Regions from separate parts of the Homo sapiens genome. Here region 2 is linked to region 1. The links are chromatin loops, found by intact Hi-C in ENCODE. Cell type or tissue: ascending aorta. All regions are shown on one strand. Links, peaks and the distances in the headings refer to the core of each region. The heading gives the core; the rest is flanking DNA.

What was found. Peaks named below come from ENCODE experiments on the same cell type or tissue, not always from the same donor. Only the 100,000 strongest peaks of a DNase experiment are listed, where the experiment ranks them.
Region 2: it touches region 1 in a loop (6-fold over the local background); 2 of 110 quality-filtered maps call a loop at or near these places.

What each region holds. Positions count from the first base shown.
Region 1 is chr3:99,123,233-99,134,651 of GRCh38, forward strand. No RefSeq gene overlaps it. Among named protein-coding and RNA genes, the nearest start is that of LINC00973, 210 kb to the left of the region's middle. In ascending aorta, for the core only: no CTCF peak of the experiment used is centred there; a DNase peak (open chromatin) is centred at 6,159; H3K27ac peaks cover 3,577 bases.
Region 2 is chr3:99,235,988-99,247,406 of GRCh38, forward strand. No RefSeq gene overlaps it. Among named protein-coding and RNA genes, the nearest start is that of LINC00973, 330 kb to the left of the region's middle. In ascending aorta, for the core only: no CTCF peak of the experiment used is centred there; no DNase peak of the experiment used is centred there; H3K27ac peaks cover 3,445 bases.

The DNA.
Region 1 (11,419 bases), core at 4,195-9,194:
GATAAAGGGGCAAATGAAAACTAGAAGCATGAGATTGAAATAATTTATGATAAACTTATAGTTCATACTTTATAGTTTTGTAGGTTTATAGTTTTCCACAAACCCATTTGAGCATATTTAAGTGATAAAAATGTGAATTATGCATAAGATGCTGTGGTGGTTATGTAGGGAAAGTAAGTGACATCTTTTTCTCACCAGTTGAAAAATTCATGCCTGACACCCTGTATTAGTCAGGGTTCTCTAGAGAGACAGAACTAATGGGACATATATATATATATAAAATTAAGTATTGACTCACATGATCACGAGGTCCCACAATAAGCCATCTGCAGGCTGAGGAACAAGGAGAGTCAGTTCTATTTCCAAAACTGAAGAACATGGATTCCGATGTTCGAGGGCAGGAAGGATCCAGCACGGGATAAAGATGTGGGCTTGGAGGCTAGGCCAGTCTCTGTTTTCACATTTTTCTTCCTGTTTATATTCTAGCCAAGCTGGCAACTGATTAGATTGTGCCCATCCAGATTAAGGGTGGATCGGCCTTTCCCAGCCCACTGAGTCAAATGTTAATCTCTTTTGGCAACACCCCCACAGACACACCCAGTATCAGTACTGTGTAACCTTCAATCCAATCAAGTTGACACACAGTATTAACCATCACACACACCTGTAATAAAAGACAGATTGACAAGAGAAAAAGGTACCATGTTTATTTGACCAAAGTAAATGTGATATAGGAGGCTTCAGAAATGAAGACCCGAAGACCCGGGAAAAACTGTAATTTTAGGCTAAATCTGATGAAAGAAGTGGATAATTGTGGAGAAATATGAATGGACAAAAAAAGAGGATGATCTAACAGTAATAAACTAGGGGAAGGGGAGGTTCAGCAAGTTCTATTTGTTAAGATTATTTTCTGTTTAACGGTATGACATTTCTTCCCCCACGGGTGTAGGGCAGGACATCTGTCACATGAAATTCTTATGACCTACTTTTAGGGGAGGAAGGTCAGAGAATTTTTATGAACAGCTCTTACACAGCAAGGTAGGAGAAGTCACACAGAAAGTGACCTCCAAGGTGCCATATTTTGGGATAGGGTGTTTTGCTCACAGTCAGCTAATTTTATGTGTCGACTTGGCTAGACCATGTTGCCCACTTGTTTGGTCAAACATTAGCTTAGATGTTGCTGTGAAGATATATTTTATACGTTACTAACAGTTAAATCAACAAATAGACTTAGAGAAAAGTATATTACCTTTTGCACTGTGGGTGGGCCTCATTCAATCAGTTAAAGGTCTCAAGAGAATAGACTGAGGTCTCACAAAGAGGAAGGAATTCTCCTTCAAGACTGTCGTAAGAATCAAGAGTATGACATCAACTCCTGCCAAAATTTCCAGGCTGCCATTCTGCTGTGCAGATTTCAGACTTACCACAGTCTCTGTCTTTATGCATGCTTGTCTCTCTCTCTCTCTCTCTTTCTCTCTGTGTGTGTGTGTGTGTGTGTGTGTGTGTGTGTGTGTACATTCTATTGATTCTGTTTCTCTGGCGAAGCGTAGTACAGATAAGTTGAGATTTTCTTTTTTTCTCAGAGTAATTGAGTAAATTATATTGATATTTTGAGAACAGATAAAATCTTGTAAACATGTCTTCACATATCAAACATTTTTCCAAGCAAATAAAACATGGGCAGAAATGAATGTATCCAGGGACTTTGCATTTTATCAGGCACACCAGTGAGAACAGTGGAGCTCTGTTGCCTTCATTTATAAATGTTCTGCTGATTATTACCCACTTGATTCTGTTATTAGTTCCAACACCTGCTAGTTAGGAGAAGCACTGCCAAGTTCTGAAATGAAGTCCCTATACCGCCAACCTTACTTGGCCCAAAATATCCTTGTGGAAGTGCAGTCCAAGCATTTCCATAGCTGTGGTTAGTCTACCATTAAAAAATGAACCCAGATTGGAGATTATTAGAAATTTTCCAGATGCTAAGTCTATATATGCATTCTATCTGAAAAATTGTGTGCTTAGATATACAAAGGTTTACCCCATAATAATGAATGTTTAGTCTTGGCTGCTGCCCATTGTAAGCAACTGTAAGACGTTTCCTGCCATATTCTTCCTTGATGGGCTGATATTCAATAAGTTAGAAATATCTTTCAGCAAACAGATTGTATGTTTTAACTTTAATGGAATACCAAAAGGTTGAATAAGTCAAAATGTCTTTTTACATCTTTGGTTCCCCAAATACTCCCTGAATTGCAAAATGAATTCCATGGTAGACTTTCCCTTTCAGAGACTGTCCTTTCCCCTTGCTTTGAAAAGATGAACTAGTCTGTGTGGCTGTTCCTGTGCTCACAGAGGGTCATCCTGAATCATTATGTTGAAATGCCTACATCTCTATATTCTTCAACTCTACTGTAGTTGTAGAAGCACAGGTGTGAAAAAAATACTTGATTGATTTTCAGCTTCATTTTCACCTTACCTAATTCTGCAACAAAATAAACTGCAGTTTAATGAGAAACTCATCCAGGTACAGTGGGATAAACCATAGCAATCCTCAGACCAATTGTAAGTGTTTCTTTCTCCATTTATCCTTTACCACACAGTTGTCCCCTTTGTTCAGGAATCATGGTGAGAAGGTTGGGATTGGAGTGCCCTGGGATATTAGAATAAAATGTGTAAATGTGATGCATATTTAATTGCAGTTCTATAACTTGCAGTGCATTTTGAATGAATTGTTTGTCTTCCTAAAAGGTACAATCACTTCACTAATTTCAGCTGTCCTAAGTTTCTCACAACTTCCCTTCATATTCATATCGGAAAAGAGTCTTACTTTTTTTGCCAGGCCAAGAAAGAAAAATAGTTTATACTTCATTTTGTAAGAACTAAGTCAGACCAACGAACTTAGAAGGGTGAGTTTAAGTTGTCAAAAAAAAGAGACTCGGATAAAAAATGCCTCAGACTAAACATTCACACATCATCTCTCTGGACTTGACTTTGACCAGTCTGCTTTTACATCTCTGGAGATGTGTTGCAGGTGCCAGCCTCAGTGGTCTCCAGAGCTGCCAGCCTCCCATTCAGTGACCTAGGTGGCCACAGACATCTGACTATCATTGTGAAGTTTCAGAAAGTCTGAATAAACATCAACATTTTCATAAAGAAGCCGAGAAATTCCAGATGCAGCAAGCCAGTGAGAGAAATGCTGTGGAAAGGAAGTGGTAACAGGCACTCCCACATCTCTTGGACAGACATTCACATTTTCTACTCAGGGCATCTACTTACCCCCAAATGTAAGAACTGAACAAACATCACTTTCACAACCCATCCCAGTGAAGGCCTATTTTGATTCCAGAAATTTAGCAACTTGACCAAAGAAGTCTACCTATGAAAATTCCTGGCCACTTTCCTCCAATCTGAGACAAGAATGACAAGGAATATTTTTTCCCTCTCAGGAAAGAGAATCCTGCTGAGATTGGAATTGTCCATTCTAGACAGGGTCTGGCTTCTAGAATTTTAGGCAAGACACAATTAGTTAAAAAAAATGTGTGTAGTGAAATCAGACATACAGAAATACCATGAATAATTTTGAGTATTGTTATTTGATGTTTTAGAGGGAAAGAAATATTTTTTATTAGACATTTTAAAGGCCAGAATATTTTTCAAATATATTCTTTCTTCTAGGTTAACTGCTGCCCCTTTATTGAGGAACTGTCTTATTTAAATGTGGTAGAGAAGAATTCAGCTCAAAAATTGTTAATATTGGAAATAGAAATGATTCTTTCTGGAAACTGTAGCTCTATTGCTGTTATGCTGGTTGTCAGGTGGAATTTGGAACCAGATTTCCACATGTTCTGTTCCTGCGATAGCAGGATCCTTCCCTGTGTGAATGGAGGGTTTCACACCTTTGTACTCTATGTCAAGCGTTAAGCTTCCAATCACCATCCCTGAAAAGTATCCCTAAAAACATAGTGACAAGACAATATGTGTACTCAGATTTTTAGTGAGGAATATTCAGATAGTTCCATTTGAATTCAAATTCAGTAAAATGGAATGGTTTTAGCAAATAAGTTGCAACTATTTGTGTGGAAATTATTTCCTTTAGAGGTACCGTTCATACATTTAACACTTATGGAATTGCCTAGCATGTTCATGTGTATTTTTCCTTCTTAGTCTCTGCTTATAAAATGAAAAGTTTTGTTTCTCTAAAATTTTCAGGCATCTGAAAGTAGATGGAGAAATCTAAAAATGAAGAACAGAAATAGGTCTGACCATGAACAGCAAATCCCATGTACCAACTGAAATTAATGTTTTTCTTGATAGGCATATTGGAAAAAAGAAGATGCTAAGAAAAAAACTTATTATTAATGAGAATGTATTGGTTTCATTTAAACTAGGATCAGATTTTATAAATAGTAGGACTTTTAGCTTGATTATGTTATGGCCTAAACTGCCATGCAGAATTTGGTTTTCTTTTTTTCTTTTGATGTCTGCACTTTGTGAGGTTATCAATTAATCCTTTACAAGCTAATTGAAGTGCAGACTTGTGACAGAACAACAATTAGAATAAAAGGAGTTAATAAAACTATAGGACTGCGCCTTATGACTCAAAGTTTATGATCTACACGTTGAGTAATTTAGACAAGTCATCTGAAAAATAAATTTGAAGCCATTTAATTTTATTATTTATTTATTATTATTATCTGAGACAGAATCTTTCTCTGTCACCCAGGCTGGAATGCAGTGGTGTGATCTCAGCTGACTGCAACCTCCAACTCCCAGGTTCAAGTGATTCTCCTGCCTCAACCTCCTGAGTAGCTGGCATTACAGGTACGCACCACCACACATGGCTCATTTTTGTATTTTTAGTAGAGATGGGGTTCTACCATATTGGCCAGGCTGGTCTCAGACTCCTGGCCTCAAGTGATCTACCTGCCTTGGCCTCCCAAAGTACTGGGATTACAAGCATGAGCCAGTGTGCCCGGCCCAAATTAGCCATTTAAGAGTTCAGTAAACTCTGTTGATTGTTTGTATTTCACTCCATGCTAAGAAGACTATGACCTATTAACTTCAGAGTAATTCTCGCTAGTACTACAACCATAGGATTGAGCCAGCCATTATATTGAAAGTGAGGCTCTTGTACACATGGATTGAATGAACTCAAGACTGCCAACTATTGTCAGTTAGTAGCTGAATTGCAGAGATCTTGGCACAGAGTATTTAAAAATATGCTTTGGCTAGTCCCAAAAGAATTACTTTACTTTTAGAGTACTTTGAGAACACGCCATAAATGTGTGTTTGGCACAGGTCTATCTATTATATTCATTTGTATGTTTTCATGGAAACTATCAGTCCACCAAAGCTTTTATACAGAAATATAATATCCTTGAATGAAAGTGATTGGAAAAGAATCAATTTCCTCTGTATACTAGGGCTATAATAATAAAATGCATAAAGGGGTCAGGGGTTGGACAAACTTGTAGCATGACTTGTCCATTGTTTATCATCTATACTTCACATGTAAGAGTTAACAATATCAATTCAATCAATAGCAAGGCAGGAATGCTTGTTTCACTTAATGTTGAATACACACGCGCACACACACACACACACATATGCACACACAGTATATATGGAAAAAAGTCTCCCCTGGGATGGCAGAGTAGTGTTATTTCAAGAAAGCTGAACTTGGAATCTGGGAAACTTGGTCTAGCCCAGTTTTTCTATAAACTCATTGTGTAACCATAGGCAAGGCACAATTACTGTGAGTCTCAGTCTCCTTTTTGTAAATCAAAGGAGTCTGACTCTTTCTAAGATATTTTCAATCTGCACTTTTTGATCTTCAGGGGATGATAAGAGGAAAGTGGGAAGGGGGCAAATACAATGAATAATGAGATGACTTCCCAGATTTTGCTCCTTCCCAATGTCTGTGAATTCACCATGTCTGTGAATCTATTTTTATTAGCACAAGAAGCTCTCACAGCTCAAGCTCGGCATTTCCATAATTAGGTCAGGAACCAAAAAGAATGGCACAAACTAGCTAAATTCTTGAGTCATAATGACTCAGTAGCTTATGAGGCCAAATCAGAGTTTCTGTGGGAATAGCTAGCTTCATAAACATTCTTGGCATGATTGGCTTCAGGGACCATGCTTTGAACAAGCAACCTAAGGACACCGAGCAAGGTCTAGGGACAGAGATTCTGACTCAATCCAAGGGCTTCAACCTCTTCTCAGTCTGTATGACACAAGGCCTCTGACTTTGGCTAGTGCTGTGACTGCCACTTACTCTTCCTTGCTCTCAGTTCCACGTTTACAAGATGAGATGCTGTCTAAAGTCATTTACTGTTCTGTTATTTTTATGGGCTCTTTAGAATACGTAAAATATTTGGACTCTACAATAAAACAAAATAGTCAACTCCGATTCTCTACGTGTGTACTCTGCAAATTTAACTATATGCATTAGTTTTTATTGTGACATACAACAAGCTGACAATGTTCTTTTACTTGTGTGAAATTAATAAGCCTGACATCTTTGTATTCCTCCTATTCTTTTACGTCATATTCACTGGACATAGGCAATTCATTTGTGTATCTGTATGAGTCTGTTCTCACACTGAAATAAAGAAATACCTGAGACTGGGTAATTTATAAATAAAGGAGGTTTAATTGGCTCACAATTCTGCAGGCTGTATAGGAGGCATAGTGGCTTCTGCTCAGCTTCCAGAGAGGCCTCAGGAAACTTACCATAATGGCAGAAGGCAAAAGGGAAGCCAGCACTTCACATAATAGAGCAGGAGAAAGAGAGAGGGGTAAGGTGCCACACACCTTAAACAACCAGATCTCATGAGAACTCACTATTTTGATGACAGCACCAAGGGGGATGATGTTAAACCATTCAGGAGAAACTGTCCCCATGGTCCAGCCACCCACTAGACCCCACCTTCAACATTAGAGATTACAATTTGATGTGAGATTTGGTGGCGATGCAGATCCATATCAGCATCACTTGCTTCTCAGCTTTAATAGGCCTCCCTTAAACCCCCCAAAATCTATTCTTAAGTATTCTTTGAATTCTTCTTGTTGCATCAAAGAATTCTTCTTTTTAAGAAAAGACATAAAGTTCTCTGTAACGTGTAGCAATGATAGTCAACAGTGGGATATTGCCAGAGAAATGTAATGTGTATTAGTTTGCTGGTGCTGCAATAACCAAATTGGGTGGCTTAGACAACAGAACTGTGTTGTCTCAATGTTCTAGAGGATAGAAGTTTGAGACCAAGGTGTCAGCAGGGTCAGTTCCTTCTGAGGGCTGTGACAGAGAATCTGTTTCATGCCTCTTTCCTAGCATTTGGTGGTTTGTTAACAATCTGTCGTTCCTTGATTTGTAGAAGTGTCACTTCAGTTTCTGATGTCATCTTCACATGGTGTCTTCCACATTTGCTTATCTGTGTCCTACTTTCCCCTTTTTATAAGGAAACCAGTCATACTGGATGAGGGGCTACCCTAGTCCAGTATGACTGCATTTTACCTTAACTAATTAATATCTACAACAATTCTACTTCCAAATAGGGTCACATTTTAGGGGAATGCAATTCAACCTATTGTATATGGCTTCCAATATTCTTAGTGTGGGGAGAATCCCATTAATGAAATTGGTTTCAGAGCTCAGTTGATCAAAGTTTCAGAGCTCAGTTGCTTTAATAACACATTTCTATGGAAGACTCTTGGCTAAATTATGCAGAACCAATGAGTTTGCTGTTATTCTGCTGTCTCTTTCTGGGTCCTTTTGCTCTTGGTGGGTCTGCTACCCTTAATTCTTTTGTATTACCTGCCCTTCAGAACAGATACGTAATTTATAATTAAACTTCTGTCACAGACTTTGTCGATTTAGGGAACATCTCTGATCTCTCTTGCTAATCATGACAGAATTTTGGAGTCTATTTAACTTCTTAGCTGGTAGCTCTATCTGACATGCTTACAGAATTACGAGATGTTAAATTTTAAAAATTATCTCTCTATATTTCACTTCAAACCATCCTCTTCACTTTCGTCTTCAACAAGGTAACTAACCATTTTAGCCAGCTCCTCATTTCTGTGACTTGTTCTTTTATTCTGGTCTCAGAAAACCTTAGCCTTCTTAAGTCTTCTCTCCCTTCATCTCCAGTATCCAACTTGTCAAAAGTTACTATAATTTTTCTCTTTGACTTGTCTCTAATGTCCACCGTACCTGTTTTAAGCACTTTATTTGGGGAAAATATTCCTATCTTTGCCTGTTCACAGAAATATCTAGAACCTATTCTTTGTGAGGGAGAAAGGGTGGGGCCTAAGATTTATCAAGCACAAGGTACTTTGCTAGGCACTGTACATAGACTATCTTATTTTAATCACATAATAATCCCATGATATGTTTTTGCCTAACTTTATGAACAGATACAGAAAAATCTAAACACATTATTTGTGACCATAAACTAATAGCCAAGGAGAAAACATCTCCGGAGTTTTTCACATTTCAGGAAGAACTGCTGGACTTTAACACCATTTGAATGATAATAATAATGATGATAATATATTTATTAACCACTTACTTCCTGTTAGGCTCTGGCCCACAAGGGCTTTGACTACTTTATGCCATTTTATCCTCATAACAACCTTTGGAGGAAGGTGAAAACTTTGTTTTACAACATGAGAAAACTGAGGCTAAGGGAGGTAAAATAACTTGACCAAAGTTTCATAGCTGGGAATTAGTAGAACCTATATTGGAACTCAATCAGCTTGAGTTCAGACCCTTTACTTTTAATGACAACACTATTTGAAAATGTGAGATATCACACATTGTTTTCTACTTAGTCATCTTTTGCAAAAGCACTCCCAGCTCTCTTCATTAAAATTGCCACACTTAAACACTACACTACACATCTTGCCATAATTTCTAGCTGAGTGTTGGGCACAAAGTTTATGTGCAATACATACTTTCAGTAATTTCCTCCATAATTAAAAGCTGTTTCTTTTAACTAGCCACATGAATGTGATTTTAAATACACTAAACACAACTGGAAAAGTCATTACTAAATTATGGGTTGAGAAAAATATTGGACACAGAGTTGACACTAATGTTTTAGCCCTGCTTTGTCACTAACACCTGTGATACTCAGTTTTTTCATCTGTAAATTGAAAAGCTTTGTTTTAGAATGTTTCAGTATAAAATGATTTTTTAAAATATTTTTTACAGTTTTAATAGAGCTATCAATTTACATATGTGACATAATATTATACGAAGTAAGTAAAACAGACATGACCATATCTTTGATGTATAATCTGAGACAGAAAATTCTTTTACATAATTAATTTCTCTGGATATACTATTTATCTTTTTATACTTATTTTGGATTCATTAGAATATATATAATTTTTTATCTGAAATTTAAAATAAGTTACCAATACATTTTGATTGGCAGGTAGGTGTTGATGGTTAGCATTTTGATAACCAAATCTCATTCATCTTCATTTTGCATAATACCTCATTCCACTTCAAGAAACTTTCCCAAGCATAATATTTTCTTGCTTGATATGTTAGAATAGTGATCTACAACTTTTTTTTTATTTTATTATTATTATACTTTAAGTTTTAGGGTACATGTGCACAATGTGCAGGTTAGTTACATATGTATACATGTGCCATGCTGGTGTGCTGCAAATTCTCAATAAATTAGGTATTGATGGGAAGTATCTCAAAATAATAAGAGCTATCTATGACAAACCCACAGCCAATATCATACTGAATGGGCAAAAACTGGAAAACTGGAAGCATTCCCCTTGAAAACTGGCACAAGACAGGGATGCCCTCTCTCACCACTCCTATTCAACATACTGTTGGAAGTTCTGGCCAGGGCAATGAGGCAGGAGAAGGAAATAAAGGGTATTCAATTAGGAAAAGAGAAAGTCAAATTGTCCCTGTTTGCAGATGACATGATTGTATATCTAGAAAACCCCATTGTCTCAACCCAAAATCTCCTTAAGCTGATAAACAACTTCAGCAAAGTCTCAGGATACAAAATCAATGTAAAAAATCACAAGCATTCTTATACACCAACAACAGACAAACAGAGAGCCAAATCATGAGTGAACTCCCATTCACAATTGCTTCAAAGAGAATAAAATACCTAGGAATCCAACTTACAAGGGATGTGAAGGACCTCTTCAAGGAGAACTACAAACCACTGCTCAATGAAATAAAAGAGGATGCAAACAAATGGAAGAACATTCCATGCTCATGGGTAGGAAGAATCAATATCATGAAAATGGCCATACTGCCCAAGGTAATTTATAGATTCAATACCATCCCCATCAAGCTACCAATGACTTTCTTCCCAGAGTTGGAAAAAACTACTTTAAAGTTCATATGGAACCAAAAAAGAGCCTGCGTCACCAAGTCAATCCTAAGCCAAAAGAACGAAGCTGGAGGCATCACGCTACCTGACTTCAAACTATACTACAAGGCTACAGTAACCAAAACAGCATGGTACTGGTACCAAAACAGATATATAGATCAATGGAACAGAACAGAGCCCTCAGAAATAACGCCGCATATCTACAACTATCTGATCTTTGACAAACCTGAGAAAAATAAGTAATGGGGAAAGGATTCCCTATTTACTAAATGGTGCTGGGCAAACTGGCTAGCCATATGTAGAAAGCTGAAACTGGATCCCTTCCTTACACCTTATACAAAAATTAATTCAAGATGGATTAAAGACTTAAATGTTAGACCTAAAACCATAAAAACCCTAGAAGAAAACCTAGGCATTAACATTCAGGACATAGGCATGGACAAGGACTTCATGTCTAAAGCACCAAAAGCTATGGCAACAAAAGCCAAAATTGACAAATGGGATCTAATTAAACTAAAGAGCTTGTGCACAGCAAAACAAACTACCATCAGAGTGAACAGGCAACCTACAAAATGGGAGAAAATTTTCGCAACCTACTCATCTGACAAAGGACTAATATCCAGAATCTACAATGAACTCAAACAAATTTACAAGAAAAAAACAAACAACCCCATCCAAAAGTGGGCAAAGGACATGAACAGACACTTCTCAAAGAAGACATTTATGCAGCCAAAAAACACATGAAAAAATGCTCACCATCACTGGCCACCAGAGAAATGCAAATCAAAAGCACAATGAGATACCATCTCACACCAGTTAGAATGGCAATCATTAAAAAGTCAGGAAACAACAGGTGCTGGAGAGGATGTGGAGAAATAGGAACACTTTTACACTGTTGATGGGACTGTAAACTAGTTCAACCATTGTGGAAGTCAGTGTAGCGATTCCTCAGGGATCTAGAACTAGAAATACCATTTGACCCGGCCATCCCATTACTGGGTATATACCCAAAGGATTATAAATCATGCTGCTATAAAGAC
Region 2 (11,419 bases), core at 2,037-7,036, 110 kb after region 1:
CAGTTTCAGAGCTGGTTATTGGTCTGTTCAGAGAATTAATTTCTTTCTCATTCAGTCTTGGAATTATGTATGTGTCCAGGAATTTATTCATCTCTTCTAGGTTTTCTAGTTTGTGTGTGTAGAGATGTTTGTAATAGTTTCTGATGGTTGTTTTTATTTCTGTAGGGTTAGAAGTAGCATTCCTTTCATCATTTCTAATTGTGTTTATTGGTATCTTTTCTCTTTTCTTCTTTAATAGTCTAAGTAGAGGCCTATCCATTTTATTAATATTTTCAATATTTCAAAAAAAACCAACTCCTGAATTCATTGATATTTTGAATGGTTTTTCATGTCTCAATTTAAAATTTTTTTGTTAGTTTTAGGGATGTGCCAGGAATATGCCACATTGTATTTTAACATTGAAATTAAAGCAATTAAAACAAAGAAAATCACTCCTGATTTCATGATGTTAGAGTACTAGCTTTTTGTCTTCTGGTGAGGGGAGACAAAAAAACACAAATAGAAAAAAATCTACGCACACATGATGATAAATTCAATGAAAAAAGGAAGCAAATGAAGCAAACTAAGGGAGGTAGATAATGAAAGAAATAGGGGATATTTGAGCTACTTCTGACTAGGGTGGAAAGGACTACCTCTCTGATAAGGTAACATTTGAAAAGAGATTTGGAGGAAAGGAAACAGGAAGCCATGTGAAAATCTGGTAGAAGAACATTCCATTGCAGGAAACTCCAAGTACAAATGCCTTAGTGTGGAATCACCTTGATGTGTTCCAGAAATAAGTAGCAAGGAAGCAAGTCTGCTTGGAGCAGAGGGAGAAGGATTTGAATGCTGATAGGGAGAGACAAGATGGGAAGAGGATGTGATTGGAGTTGAGAGAGAGATAGCAGAGAGTCAGATCCTGTTGTTGTAAATGGTCCTGGTCTTGAGGAGTGATTGCATTTCATGCTGAGACTGGAAGCTATTAGTATGGTTTAAATAAAGGAAAACATGATTTGACTTGGATTTTTAAAATATCACTCAGACACTCTGTGACAAACCCAGTAAGAGAGGTGTCGAACTCATACATTTTATCAGGAGCTCATTCTATAATAACTGACCATCTCCCACAGTAATGATATTAATTCATTCATGAAGGCAAAACTCTCATGATCAAATCACCTTTTATTAGGCCCTACCTTTCAACATTGTTGCATTTGTGTTTAAATTTCCAACACATGAACTTTAGGGAACGCATCAAACAATAGCATAACTAAAACTTATATTTCTTTTAATTATAGATGCTCCTCAATTTATAATGGAAATATATCCTGATACATTCATCAAAAGTTTGAAATTTATTTAATACATTTGACCTACTGAACATCATAACTTAGGCTAGACTAACTTAAACATTCTCAGAACACTTACATTAGCCTATAGTTGGACAAAATAATCTTTAAAAAGCCCATTTTATAATAAAGTGTTGAATATCCCCTATAATTTATTGAATACTGTACTGAGTGCATATAGCTTTAGCATCATCTTGAAGTCAAAAAAGCAAAAGTCACACTATCATAAGTTAGGGGCCAGCTGTATACATAAATAATTGGAAGTATGAATAAACAGAAACACAATTTTTTCCATTTTACTTTCCAAGACTTGTTTTGGTAAAGTGCCTTTTGAAATACTGAAACCAGTTGTGAACTTTCCATAAAGGAAGACTAATCTCAATTCCTAAGAATGAACGTCTCTCTCACATAGGGTAAAATACACATAGTTGGAGACAGTGGGCCTTTTCAAAGTGTAGTAATTACAATACACTTCCAATAACCTTGGTAAATGTGATGACAATACACAAAAAAGAGAGTATTTGGCCCTGTAAGTAGGCCCTTATCTTTGAGTTGTCACTGGAACATTTTTATTACAGTAGAAAATACAATGGCCAACCACATCTTCCTTGGTTTCTTCACCTTGCCTTCACAAATACATGAATACTATTTTCCCCTTTCTTAACTTTTTCACAAAATTTTAGGCAGTAGCCCTGGATGATGATGGCACTTGCAATTAGATGGTGACTGATTAGCCTTGAAACACTGAAATAACAGAAATGAAATTCTGAAGATGAAATAGTATGGGTGGTAGCACAAGAATTCCCCTTCAAAATAATGGTGATCAGCCAGGTAGGCTGTGTATAGGGTCTTCATTGTGCCTTTGAGTTATCACAGCTTTCTTACTTCCAGTATGCAAAACTAAACTAAACTAAACTAAACTAAACTAAACTAAACTAAACTAAACTAAACTAAAAAGGGGAAGAGAGGAGAGGGAAAATAAAAGGCAAGAAAACACAGCAATGAACCAAACAAATTTATAGCTGTAGAAGATGGGGAACATTTAAGGCCATTTATACTATCTAACCCTTTGACTTGATTCGATTTCTGTGGAAGTAAAATAGGCAAGTCAAATTATTCCCACGCTAGATTTTTTTTTTACTCATTTCCTTTTTGTAAGTTTTTATTTTATTTTTAATTGACACACATAATAACTGTACAGTTTTATCGGGTACAATGTGATGCTCCTTTTTTATTTATTTTGAGATGGAGTCTTACTCTGTCGCCCAGGCTGGAGTGCAGTGGCGCCATCTCGGCTCATTGCAACCACTGCCTCCCAGGTTCAAGCTATTCTCCTGCCTCAGCCTCCCAAGTAGCTGGAATTACAAGCACCCACCACTACACCTGGCTAATTTTTGTATTTTTAGTAGAGACGGTGTTTCACCATAATGGCCAGGCTGGTCTCAAACTCCTGACCTCAGGTGATCTGATTACCTCGGCCTCCCGAGTGCTGGGATTACAGTGATGTTCCTATACTCTTATACATGTATACTTCATTGTAAAATAGTCAAATCTGGGTAACTAGAGTCTATCAATCGCCTCGTAAATTGATTATTTCTTTGTAATGAGAATATTCAAAATCCCTTCTTCTAGCTATTTTGAAATATATAATGCATTGTTTTCAACTACAGTTACCCTATTGTACAATAGGCCACCAAAACTTATTTCTCTCCTATCTAACTGTAACTTTATACCCATTGACCAACAGCTTTCCATCCTCCCCCTCCCCCCACTCTCCTTAGCCATTATATACTCTGATTCTATGTAATCAGCTGTTTTAGATTCCACATATGGGTGAGATCACGCAGTATTTGTCTTTCTGTGTCTGGTTTATTTCATTTAACTTAATATCCCTCAAGTTCAATCTTGTTTTTGCAAATGACAGAATTTAATTTTTTTATGGCTTAATAGTATTTCATTGTGTTTATATACCACATTTTCTGTATCCATTCATCCACTGATGGACACTTAATTTGGTTCCATATATTGGCTATTGTGAATAATGCTGCAATAAACATGGAAGTGCAGACATCTCTCCAACATATGATTTAATTTCCTTTCGGTATATATCCTTCAGGTGCATGACTGGATCATATGGTAGTTCTATTTTTAGTGTTTTGAGGAACCTTCATACTGTTTTCTGTAATGACTGTATTAATTTACATTTTCACCAATAGTAAGTAAAGGATCCCTTTCCTCCATGTTCTTGGGAACACTTGTTATCTTTTGCCTTTTTGATAATAGCCATTCTAATTGAAGTGAGGTGATATCTCACTGTGGTTTTGATTTTCATTTCCCTGATGATTGGTGATGTTGAACAGTTCTCATTTCTTGAAGGAGTAAAATAATAATGAAGCTACTAAATTTTAAATTTATCAAGGGTTCTTTTTGTCTATTTTCTATACATGAACTTTGGAGTCAGTCATGAAATAAACCACCAAAGCTCATAGAGAAGGTTTCACTGGAATTCAATGTCTGAACTTGCTTAACGAGGACCACCATAGAGTTAAGCAAAATGCTTGTTATTTCTGTAACTTAAAAACCAGCATTTCAGAGCACCCAGTTCTGTAACATTTCTTACAAAGTAAATGGGATATTTTCATCAAAGCCCAAGCAAATAAAGAAGTAGTGTTGCTGATGTGTCATTCCAAAGATCTCTTAATAGTTCTGAAATATAGTAACAGCTTTTGGTTGTTGTTTTACCCCTTTAGATTAGAGCACAGTAAGTATGTTTACTTCCAGGGCCAATGTTGAGTAAAAGTGAAAAATTTATTTTTTATAATCCTCTTTATTTTCTAACTTTAGGTATCCAAGTGTCAAAACTCCTCACTTTTCTCTTCTTGGCCATGTTCCCAGCACCATACCTCCTTACTTATGCCTGTCTTTTGCACACATACAAAAACCCATCTCTGGGTTTTTTTCCTACATCATTTTTCCACTACCTCATTTATTCATTCATTTACTTATTCATTCAACCATTCACTAGTCAGTTAACACATATTTCTTGATAGCTTACTATGTGCTCGACCACATGCCAGTCACTGGTCATGCAGCTGTAAGCAAGACGTATGTTTCTGTGCTCATGGATACTAGTGGAAAGAGTCAAAGAATGGAAGAGAAAGAATAAAAAGGTGAAAAGAAAAACTATCAGGGAGTGATAAGTGATACAAGGAGAACTAAGTAAGTTTGTATTTCAGTAAATGACTAGGGATATGCCTTCCTGTACTAGGTTCTCCTAGGACTCCACTCTTGGATTTCCAAAGTATCAACTAATCTGAAATAATAATTAACATTTCCTTGTCAATGACTTCCCCTCCTGTCTCCCCTTTAATTAATGTAATTTCTGATATTTGACTCTAGAGATAACATCACCCAAATAAATGACTAATAGTAGACATTTCAAGTACTAAAGTGACAGGGTGAGATATTTAGGAACAAGCTATCATTTGTCACCCAGGCTGCCCCAGAGTTTGGCTCTGCTTGGCTCTTCTTTATTTCTTTTATAGACTTCTGAGCTCTTCGTGCCTCTGGCTTTTTCCACTGCATTGCACAGGAAAGAACTTTTAACCACTCCCTGGCGAGTTGTTTCTCTTTTGTCTTCTTGGATCTGTCCCCAGTCAATCCTGTCTCCCTTCACAGCAGTTGCTGTCTGCCATTGCCTCCTGGCCATATCATTCTTCCTCTATCATGGATCAGATTATCTTGTTTTTGCCCCTCTGAAGGTCATTTCATCCAATATGCAGAAGTCCTTTTCATTTTTGATTTTTTTTTTTTACTGGAGAATGACAAGTTGTCTAGCATTTCAAGGAATGAAAGCCTAAATAAAGGCATTTTCTTATGTCTTAAAAATTCCTTCTGACTCTATGCAACTTTGGTTTGCCACCTTTCCAAAGAAAATGAAAGACCAAGATCATTAGTTTACAAACTTTATGAGTCTCTAAAATTCTTATGGGTTGCTTTTCATATCTTAGACTCCAAATCCTCATTGCAGGACTGGGGCAGAGTTAGCTGCTGGAGGAGCAGACACAAAACAAACATATCCCAAATGGGCATATTATTCTTCTTTCAAGAAACCCTTGGGGGATAGTTAGTTTGAGGAGCCAGAAGGAGGGAAGACCACATTTATATCTTTCAAGCGTACGAACCTTAATGCCAAAGAGATAATCCAAGGATGGTAGAGGAAAGAGGTAAGCTGACTAACAAAGTGGTCTGTACACGAAGTAGGTGGGAGAAAGCACACACTGTAATATGAAGAGCAGGTCTAAATGCTGCCTGCCCCAGATGGAAATACTAGGTTACTCTGAAATGATTCATTAAAACTCAGGATGATGGGTGTGGTGGCTTACACCTGTAATCCCAACACTTTAAGAGGCCAAGGCAGGAGTACCATTTGGGGCCAGGAGTTTAAGACCAGCCTGGGCAACATAGTGAGGCCTCATCCCTACCAAAACACAAACAACAACAACAAAAAAAGCTTAGGGATTAGCCTGTAAGTTCCTCTTCTAGGCCCCAGGAATTCACAGCAGTGGTGGAGTCTTGCTTTGGAGGGTCATTTCAACTGCACCAGGAGAAAACCTACATGTCTATCACAGGCCCTGGGAATACTGCCAGTCACCAAACTCTGAAAATCAGCTCACTGGAACTCTAGAATTTAATGGAAGAGTTTGAAATGCCTAATTTTAGAATAATTTTCTATGTAATACAAAATGTGAGGTTTGAAGGGGTCTTTTGATATCATTTATGCCACAAACGGGTTGGCATAAATGCCACAAATGGGTTAGCATAAATGAGGATGTTGATATCTATGTAGCGGAGAAAAGGTAATTTCTTTTCCTCTCTCATCACAAGGGTCATGGTGGACACACCTGTAATTAAAGACAAGTTAACAAGATAAAAGCATACCAAATATATTTGACAACACTTTACATGACCATAGGAGGCTTCAGAAATAAAGACCCAAAGACTAAAAGAAAACTGTGTATTTTTATGCTTAGGTTCAGTAAGGAATGGATAGTCATGTAAAAGGATGACTGAATAAAAGGGATATGATCTAATGGTAATAAACTGGAAGTAACTTAGCAAGGCCTGTTTGTTCAGATTCTTCTTGGTCTCTCCATGTAGCATTCCTTCCTCCTGAGTATGAGGCAGGATCCCTCTGGGATGATCTACTTTCAGACAAGATAAGTCAGAAACTTTCTTTATGGTCAATTCTCACACAAAAACCAGGAGAGAGTCAAAGTGATCTTCCCGATTCTTTGACCCTCTCAATCTCCTTCAGTTCAAGGTACTTTCGGCTAACATTTTCTAAGCCTCAGCACCTAAATGGGTAGACTGACTTGCTCACTTAAGAACAAACATGCAGTAAAGTTGAAAACTCATGAAAATATATGAACTTTAACCCATACTCTGCTAATAAATTCGAGTTTAATTTTAGAGTTTACATATTCTCTTATCATCTCACCCCAGTTAAAATGGCTTTTATTAAAAAGATAGAGAATAAAGAATGCTGGCAAACTTGTGGAGAAAGGGGAACCCCCGTACATTGTTGGTGAGAAAGTAAACTAGTACAGAATGGAAAACAGTATAGAGGTTCCTCAAAAAACTAAAAATAGAACTGCCAAGTGCTACAGCAGTTCCACTACTGGGTATACATCCAAAAGAAAGGAAATCAATATATTGAAGAGATATCTGCACATCTATGTTTATTGCAGCACTATTCACAATAGCTAAGATATGGAATCAACCTAAGTGTCCATCAACAAATGAATGGATTAAAAAAATGTGTTATATATACACAATGGAATATTATTCAGCCATAAAATATTAAATTTTATAATTTGCAGCAACATCAGTGGAGCTAGACATCATTACGTTAAGTAAAATAAGCCAAACACAGAATGACAAACAAATATTGTATATTCTCAAACATAAGTGGGAGCTAAAAAAATGGATTTTGTGAAGATACAGTAGATTGGTGGTTACCAGAGGCTAGGAAGGTTAACACGGAGGTAGAGGATGAAGACACTTTTGATTGTACACCCTACTATATACTTCATTAGGTTAAAAACAACCAGATTTGTTCACACAGACCCACTATATTAATTTTTGTTCACAAAATACATCTACATACTACTGACCTAATATGTAACTATAAAAAATTTAAAATATACCTAAGAATTATTAAAATAAGACAAATTAAAATGCATATTTTATATTAATTAATAACAATATAAAATTATTTTGTTTTTACTTAAATTTTGTTGAAAGTAAATATTCCTCACTGTAAAAATAAATCTTAGTTTTACAGTTTATGTTATAGTGATTCAAAACCTGGTTTTAGTTCACCTTATTTTATATTCCGTACTAATAGCTGCTTTAGTTTTAAAAAGATTACTAACAGCCTGTAGGTCTCAAATGAAAACAAGAATATCATTGGTTGCCATTATATCTTGAGATCCACTTTTTACTGTCATCCACCAATTGTGAATAATTTTTGCCAAAATTCAGTGAGTAAAGTTTCATCTTCTCTAATGTCAATCTATTGTTTCTGAAATGTGATTAGAAAGTGATCTATTTTTCTTTGTTTAAATCATGAGTGAACTCCCATTCACAATTGCTTCAAAGAGAATAAAATACCTAGGAATCCAACTTACAAGGGATGTGAAGGACCTCTTCAAGGAGAACTACAAACCACTGCTCAAGGAAATAAAAGAGGACAAAAACAAATGGAAGAACATTCCATGCTCATGGATAGGAAGAATCAATATCGGGAAAATGGCCATACTGCCCAAGGTAATTTATAGATTCAATGCCATCCCCATCAAGCTACCAATGACTTTCTTCACAGAATTGGAAAAAACTGCTTTAAAGTTCATATGGAACCATAAAAGAGCCTGCGTTGCCAAGTCAATCCTAAGCCAAAAGAACAAAGCTGGAGGCATCACGCTATGTGACTTCAAACTATACTACAAGGCTACAGTAACCAAAACAGCATGGTACTGGGACCAAAACAGAGATATAGACCAATGGAACAGAGCAGAGCCCTCAGAAATAATACTACACATCTAAAACCATCTGATCTTTGACAAACCTGACAAAAACAAGACATGGGGAAAGGATTCCCTATTTAATAAATGGTGCTGGGAAAAGTGGCTAGCCATAGGTAGAAAGCTGAAACTGGATCCCTTCCTTACACCTTATACAAAAATTAAATCAAGATGGATTAAAGACTTAAATGTTAGACCTAAAACCATAAAAACCCTAGAAGAAAACCTAGGCAATACCATTCAGGACATAGGCATGGGCAAGGACTTCATGACTAAAACACCAAAAGCAATGGCAACAAAAGCCAAAATTGACAAATGGGATCTAATTAAACTAAAGAGCTTCTGCACAGCAAAAGAAACTACCATCAGAGTGAACAGGCAACCTACAGAATGGGAAAAAATTTTTGCAATCTACTCATCTGACAAAGGGCTAATATCCAGAATCTACAAAGAACTCAAACAAATTTACAAGAAAAAAACAAACAACCCCATCAAAAAGTAGGTAAAGGATATGAACAGACACTTATCAAAAGAAGACATTTATGAAGCCAACAGACACATGAAAAAATGCTCATCATCACTGGCCATCAGAGAAATGCAAATCAAAACCACAATGAAATACCATCTCACACCAGAATGGTGATCATTAAAAAGTCAGGAAACAACAGGTGCTGGAGAGGATTTGGAGAAATAGGAACACTTTTACACATTGGTGGGATGGTAAACTAATTCAACCATTGTGGAAGACAGTGTGGCGATTCCTCAAGGATCTAGAACTAGAAATACCATTTGACCCAGCCATCCCATTATTGGATATATACCCAAAGAATAATAAATCATTTTGCTATAAAGACACATGAACACGTATGTTTATTGCAGCACCATTCACAATAGAAAAGACTTGGAACCAACCCAAATGTCCATCAATGATAGACTGGATTAAGAAAATGTGGCACATATACACCATGGAATACTATGCAGCCATAAAAAAGATGAGTTCATGTCCTTTGTAGGGACATGGATGAAGCTGGAAACCATCATTCTCAGCAAACTATCACGAGGACAAAAAACCAAACACTACATTTTCTCACTCACAGGTGGGAATTGAACAATGAGAACACTTGGACACAGGAAGGGGAACATCACACACCGGGGCCTGTTGTGGGGTGGAATGAGTGGAGAGGGATAACATTAGGAGATATACCTAATGTAAATGATGAGTTAATGGGGGCAGCACACCAACATGGCACATGTATACATATGTAACTAACCTGCAAGTTGTGAACATGTACCCTAAAACTTAAAGTACAGTAAAAAAAAAAAAAAAAAAAAAAAAAAAAAAAAAAAACAAAAAACAGTCTGGCACCAAAAAAAAAAGTGACCTATTTTTATATTTTTAGAAAATAATAATTTTTAAATTAAAATATTCTAGATTAAACATTTTCCAAATGAAAGGTTCAAAATACACTGAATCATTTGGAAAATATTCAGACTAGAATATTTTAATTTCAAGATTATTATATATACAGTTGATAATTAATGTATATATTACTTTTGTTAGCAAGTCACATAATGGAATGTTCCTCTTCTCTTTCCACCCCCATCCTCTTCATAAAAGCGGTGACTATTGGAGAGCTGATTCTTTCTCACTTACTGCTGAAATGTCAGCTTTATCTGTAAGAGCCAAATTAATTGCAAAGGGTCAAGCTAATTGTGTTTATCATAAAATATATCTACTAGGTAGCATACTGTTGACAGTAACTGTTAACTCATATCTAAGGTCAAGTTCAGGATGTGTATTTTGGCAAAAGTGTTTAGCTTATCTTTAAACTCAACACTTTAAACTCAACACTATACCGGTTGAGTGAGGGCACCAGTATAAAATCTCTAAATTAACCTTTTTAAATATTGGCAAAGTTGAATATTTTTTCTCTCTTTAAAAAACAATGGACATTTACTATGTTCTTCCTCACCCATGTGGATCAGGTTGCATGTCCTTTTGCATTCCTATGCTGGTTATTCATCTATATTGTCTCTTGGATACAAATCCACCCTTTTTACTATACTCAGTAAAGCTGTGATTAGGAAATTGCAATTTATATTTGCCAGATTCCTTTCTAGCTGGCTTCCTCTTGAGTTCTGCCAATATGAGGCAATATTGCAAAGGTAGATTGCAAAGGTAGATTGGAAAGCAGAGAGGAGAGAACTTTGTGGTTTTTTCTTGATTTCTTATTAGCATTGCCTTAACAATAACAATTCATATGAGCAGTAGTAGTTCAGCCCAGAAGCCACAGTTTACTCCAGCTTTTGGGTTCTTTCACTGCTTCCAGAGCCAGCCTCATCTTACCCATCAGAGGTCCCAGCAGGAACCTGGTGATGCTGCTTTCTTAAAGATCTGAGCACTAACTCTGCAAGGGATTCCTCTGAGATTTTAGACTCTGGTAACTTTAGAATCTTCCCTTCTTTTCTCTCAGACTGAGGCTAGTGTCTACTTCCTTATGTTATTATCTCTGGGTTAAAAAAAATGTTCTTCTTTTGTCCTTTCACTCCTTCAATGCCTGTGAAACCAATTCTTTATGTTAAATTTGCTCCCTGGAATACCTAACATGGTATCTCTTTTCTGACTGGACCTTAACTGATGCAACTTATTTCTACAATAAAAAGTCTTAGAAGTCTCCACTTCATTAATGACAGTAGCAAAACAAAGATGAAGTCCCCACTTCATTAATGACAGTAGCAAAACAAAGATGACTAAATATATAAAAAACTTAATGGAATATGAAAGCAAAACTTTATAATTTTGAAGAAAATTTAGGTTCATATTATTATATACTCATGGGAAAGAATTAAGAAAAAATTTTTAAAGAGGAAATAAGGACAAGTTATAAGTGAAACAACTGATAAATTTGACTACATTCAATATAAAATGCCTGTGTCTCAAAAGGTGCCATAAATAAAAGGTAAGTAATACACCAGGAGAAGACATTATAGTACATATAACTGAGA